Linked DNA regions of Homo sapiens: region 2 is linked to region 1. The links are chromatin contacts, found by Hi-C in ENCODE. All regions are on one chromosome and are shown on one strand. Each heading gives the region's core, a stretch centred on a gene start or an enhancer-like site at or near the end of the contact. The rest is flanking DNA. Distances are from core to core; before and after follow the strand shown. Region 1 overlaps GRAMD1B (GRAM domain containing 1B). Region 2 overlaps UBASH3B (ubiquitin associated and SH3 domain containing B).

Region 1 (2,700 bases), core at 12-2,511:
CCCTCTCCCTCCCCTCCCTTTCATTCTCCCTTCCCTCCCCTCTCCTCCCCTCCCCTCCCCTAGCACAGTGCTGGGTACTTGAGAGTGGTAAATGGAAAATGGAAATGAAAATGGAAACGGTAAGTGGTAAATGGAATTGTCACTGGACTAGCTGTCTTGAGCGAATGGCAAACAGTTGCTTATACAATTCCCTTCTTTGCAGTGTTAAGGCATCTTTCAGTCATCGGTGCCAAGGCAAAGTCATTCCAAATCCTAGTTTAGAGTTTCTTTTTCAGGGTTTCCAAAAGACAGTTTTATCTGTTAGTGGCCTCCCTTTCCCCTCCCTCCCGTCTCCCTTCCTTTCCCTCTCTCTCCCCTCCCCTCCCTTCCCTCCCTTCCCCTTTCCCTTCTCTCTCCCTTCCTTCTCCTTCTCCCTTCCTTTCCCTTCCTTCTCCCTTCCTTTCCTTTCCCTTTCTCTTCCCTTCCCTTTCCTTTTCCCTTTCCCTTTTCCTTCCCTTTTCTTCTCTTTTTTTGTTTTTCAGATGGAGTCTCACTCTGTCGCCCAGGCTGGAGTGTAGTGGCGCGATCTCGCTCACTGCAACCTCCGCCTCCCTGGTTCAAGTGATTCTCCTGACCTCAGTCTCCCAAGTAGCTGGGATTACAGGCGCTTGCCACCAAGACTGGCTAATTTTTTTTATTTGTTATTTTTTATTTTTTTTAGTAGAGATGAGGTTTCACCATGTTGGCCAGTCTCATCTCAAACTCCTGATCTCAGGTGATCCACCCGCCTCGCCTCCCAAAGTTCTGGGATTACAGGCGTGAACCACCACACCCAGCCTCTTCTCTTTTTCTTTCTTTGTCCTTCCTTCCTCCCACCACAGTCTTCCGAGTAGCTGGGACTCCAGGTGTACACCATCATGCCTGGCTAATTTTTTTTTTATAGAGATGGGGTCTCACCAGGTTGCCCAGGCTGATCAGGAACTCCTGGGTTTGAGCGATCCTCCGGTCTCAGCCTCCCAAAGTGCTGGGATTACAGGCATGAGCCAACCCGCCTGGTTCCATACTGTAGACTCTTAACCATTGTCTTGATGATGCTTCGTGTACACATAGCGTGATGTGAATACTTGTTGGATGCATGTAGTTTGATATTTATTTGAAACCAATACACAGTTTGAACATGACCCATTGCTGCCTTCTCTGCCATCTGAACTGTTTTCTAAGCCATGGGAAGGCAGGCCAGAGAGGGGCGCCAGAAAGGAGGCAGTTCCTGGTTCCGGTTCCTGAGGCTCCTTATTGGTTTTCCTTGTAGTTCTGGTTTGGAAGTCTACAGTGCCATCTAGTGGGTAAACTTGCAAATATCAGCTTAGAATTATTTTTCTGAAATCCTGGTAGATGGCCTTGAGTTCTGGGAGCCCCCTTTATTAGTTTAAAATTTTGATTGCCGGGGGAGGATAGGGGGACTAGGAAGAACCAGCCCATCCTGGCTCAGCGGGGTCAAGTTTGACCCCTGCTTTGAAGAGGCTGCAATGCTGATTGTGGTTGGCTTGGTTGAGCCCTGTTGACTGTTGTAAATGGTGTGTTCTCCCACAGTGTAGACCCTGCTTCTGGAGCTGTGTGGGCTTTGGAATTTGAGTTACAGTCATCTGTGTGCTGCCTACTGTGGAGTAACACTTGTCCCAGGTTGTATATAAGGGGATGCTTGATTCATATAACAGGCCAGTTCCAAGTAAGACATCTCATGAGTTAACGACATTATAGTGAAATTTGGTTATGTGGAGTTGGTAATAGGCAAATCCATCCGAGCTGGCAAAGTGAAAATGATGAGCAGCCACTGCATAGTGAACGAGCTGTAAAAACGTGCTGCATGGAAGGGAAGGAGAAAGGGATTCCGTACACAGTGAGTTCTGCCGAGCAGCCGGAGGCTTTGTGTATGGCGCTGTTCCGGTTTCTGGTGTGTGTGGTAACGTGTATGGTTTCTTGTGTCTGTGTTTGAAAATTGGATGTTAATTGCCTTTCAGGTCATTTACTTCTTGCTGGAAGAACGGAACATAAGAGCATGTGGTAACTGTGACCACAGAACTCATGTGCTTTGGCTGAGAGTGTACAGACACTGGAGCAAGCACTTGCTCGGCAAGATTGTCCAGTGTGCATTCTACTGGGCATCTAGGCTAAGGAATATACTCTATAGAGACCAATGCATCTTAGTGCAGCAGGCGATCCACCAGAACAAGGAGAAAATGTTGGTTATGTGGTAGCCTTGGTTATAGTGACATTTATGGTAATAGGGATTTATTATTAATAGAACCTATGTGAAGCAGGGGTTGGCCAACTTCCTGGTAATAAGGATTTATTATTAATAGAACCTATGTAAAACAGGGGTTGGCCAACTTTCTCTGTAAAGGGCCAGATGGTGAGCATTGTGGGCTTTGTGGGCCTATGGTGCCCACAACTCTGTCTTAGTTACTCAACTCTGCCTTAACCACTCAGCTCTGACATGGTAGCAGGAAAATAGCCAAAGATAATATGTAAATGTAGGCTTAGCTGTGTTCCAGTAAAACTTCATTTGTGGACACTAAATTTAAATTTCACATCATTTTCACCTGTCATGAAATATTCTTTTTTGGATTTTTTTTCTTCCAACCACTAAAAAGTACAAAAACCACCCTTAGCTCACGGGGCTGAGCAAAAACACGTGGCTCTAGATTGAGCCTAGAGTTTCTA
Region 2 (2,700 bases), core at 139-2,638, 730 kb before region 1:
TACAAAGGGAGGATGCCAAAGTTTAAGTAAGCTTCATAGCACAGGCATGGAGAGGAACTCAAACTGCCTGGTTTCAAATCCTGCCTTTGTGACCTAAGATCCATATATTCCCTTGAGTGAGCTATTTAACCTTTCAAAGCCTCTGTTCCCTCATTTGTGTAACAGGGATAATAATGAGCTGACTGTTGTGAGGGTTAAATGATACAATGCAGGTAAAGAGCATAGTACATACACCACGTTACACATGATAAGCTTGTAAGTAGCAGCAGCTATGAAATCATTAACTGGGACAAAAGTCTGCACACTCAGTCCCCCAATCCTGCAAAAGGAGGATCCTGCAAAAGGAGAGCAAGAATACCTCCCTTGTGTTGGAAGAAACACATTGTGGCAAATAAGAAAAGGTGGAGCGACTTCACATAGTGGTTTAAAACTGACAAAATCCATCATTCCAAACAAATCGGTGTGGACAACTTCAGACCGTCATTCTGCCTTTCAGCTGTAGGTGGGAGTTGAGTAGCAGCTGCCATCTTTCTTTCATTGTTTTAACTTTTTGGAAATTATCAACATTCACAAAAGCAGAGAGGATAGTGTAATGAACCCCCATGTATCTTCATCCAGATTCAGTAACGATCAACATACCTCCAGTCTGGTTTCATCCCAGCTGCCCCTATAGACGGGCACGCGCCATCCCAGCTCCCTGTGCACTCGGAGAATTCTCTTCCTTACTTGCTTTTCCCTCAGTGGAAATGGAAAACAGCCTGTTGTTAATGTCATTTAATCTCAGTTTAGCTTCCTTTAGGTTGGGCTAAATAATTTACGTTTATGCAATTTATTACTACAAAGCATTTCTTGACATTTTCATCTTCTCCTTGATTCTTTGAATACCTCCATTTCCTCCCGTCCACAGAAGATTGTGAACCCAGAACAAGACACAAGAGCTCTGTGAGTGTCCATCCAAGGGTCGCAGTGACGTGAGGCTAAATGCAAGGCCTGCTGCCCACCCAACTCTAAGCGCCTACCAACCCCAAACTGTGTCACAGTCCCTGGGTCTCTTGCACACGCTTGTGCTTAATACTGATTTGCCACTTAACAAGTCCCTTGGATGTCAGCAAAAGAGTGAGTACACGGAAGGAAAGAGAGCCCTTGTTTTTTCTTTCTTTTTTTTAAATTAATTTTTATTTTTTAAAGAACACATCACCTCTGCCAGAACCCTCAACTTTGGCTACGCCTACATGGAGAATGTTTTCATGGCCAAGACAGTCCACGACAGCTTTATGTTCTCCTGGACCTGGAGAGGTCCCAGCACACTGTGTGCCCCATACTACACATAGCAGTATGTGCATCATCACTGTGAGAGGAAGAGCCTTCTGCTGACACATCGAAAGTACTCAGATCGGATCCCTTGTGGCTTTGGCTGTCATCAGAAGCCCTCCCCTGAGATACAGCTGAATCATGTACTGCATGTCTTTAGTTGGTGTCTAATTTGTGGGGCTGGCAGCCTGGAATGTAGTTATTGCAAATGATACTAATCTCTGAGCTGCATTCCAGAGCGAAACTGCTTCTATGGATGCTATAATTAGCACAGACTTATTATGCATTTACTATATGCAAAGCACTTCATGTATTGGCAACACTTGCCTTAAACCTAGAAAATAATCACAATTGTTTGCATTTGCATTGTGCTTTGCATCTTACATCTGTAATATTAACAAAGAAGGCTTATTGGGTGCCAACTGTGCACCACGCATTGAGTCTGTAAAAACCTCCAAACAACCCTCTCTGTATTGTTCCATTCTCTATTGTCAGAAGCTGAGGGTTAGCTCTATTTAGTGAATTGACCAAGGGCCTCACAGCTAGTGAACAAGGGAACATAATTCAAATCCAGGACTGTGCATCAGTCCATGGGTCTGACCACTGCACCACACTGTCTTCTAACTCTAACAGAGTAATCGCTATTTGAGAGGTAATCATTCTATTTTATTTTATTTTATTTATTTTATTTTAAGACAGAGTCTCGCTCTGTCCCCCAGGCTGCAATGCAGTGGCGCTTTCTCGGCTCACTGCAACCTCCGCCTTCTGGGCGCAAGCTATTCTCGTGCCTCAGCTTCCCAAATAGCTGGGATTACAGGCATGCGTCACCACACCAGGCTAATTTTTATATTTTTAGTAGAGATGGGTTTTTGCCATCTTGGCCAGGCTGGTCTCAAACTCCTGGCCTCAAGTGATATGCCGGCTTTGGCTTCCCAAAGTGCTGGGATTACAGGTGTGAGCCACTGCTCCTGGCCAAGGTAATCATTCTTAAACCACTTTTATAGATGAGATGCCAATGCCCAGAGAGATTTTCTTCAAATCCTGCTGATAAATAGCAGAGCCAAGGCTCAAAGTCAGATCCTGTGACCCCATATTCAGTGTTTCTGAGTGCAACACCTGTTCCTCAGGCCGATGCTGCCTGGGCTAGGGGAACGGCTCATCACCACTGGCCTCCTCCCACTGTTGAGATAGGGCTCAGTTGCAGGGCCCCCCCACCTTTCTTCTTTACTTCCGGCATATTGCTCAGGCTGGTTGGGAGGGACAAGTTTAAAGAACACATCGGCTGGGTGGAACCGGGAGGGACACACTCAAAGTTACAATGTACCCTCAGTTACCCCCACAGAATGTTGTTGTGATTTTGACCCAAACCCCCAAAGCTACAACAACTTC

The links. A loop is a pair of places that touch in the nucleus more often than their neighbours do. Pooled maps may share reads with other maps.
Region 2: a loop to region 1 is called in a map with no recorded cell type, with 14 times the contacts of the local background. The contact joins two enhancer-like sites. A Hi-C loop is called at or near these places in 2 of 37 single-sample maps with no recorded cell type and 3 of 50 pooled maps.

The regions. Positions count from the first base shown.
Region 1 is chr11:123,477,275-123,479,974 of GRCh38, forward strand. The region is part of intron 1 of GRAMD1B (GRAM domain containing 1B); the gene reads left to right. Among named protein-coding and RNA genes, the nearest start is that of GRAMD1B, 48 kb to the left of the region's middle. RefSeq lists an enhancer at 1,147-1,441. Within about 2 kb of position 1,262, at least 5 of the 41 ENCODE cell types and tissues checked have a DNase peak (open chromatin) inside an H3K27ac peak, as active enhancers do.
Region 2 is chr11:122,747,748-122,750,447 of GRCh38, forward strand. All of the region lies in intron 1 of UBASH3B (ubiquitin associated and SH3 domain containing B), which reads left to right. Among named protein-coding and RNA genes, the nearest start is that of CRTAM, 89 kb to the right of the region's middle. RefSeq lists an enhancer at 1,470-1,519. Within about 2 kb of position 1,389, at least 11 of the 41 ENCODE cell types and tissues checked have a DNase peak (open chromatin) inside an H3K27ac peak, as active enhancers do.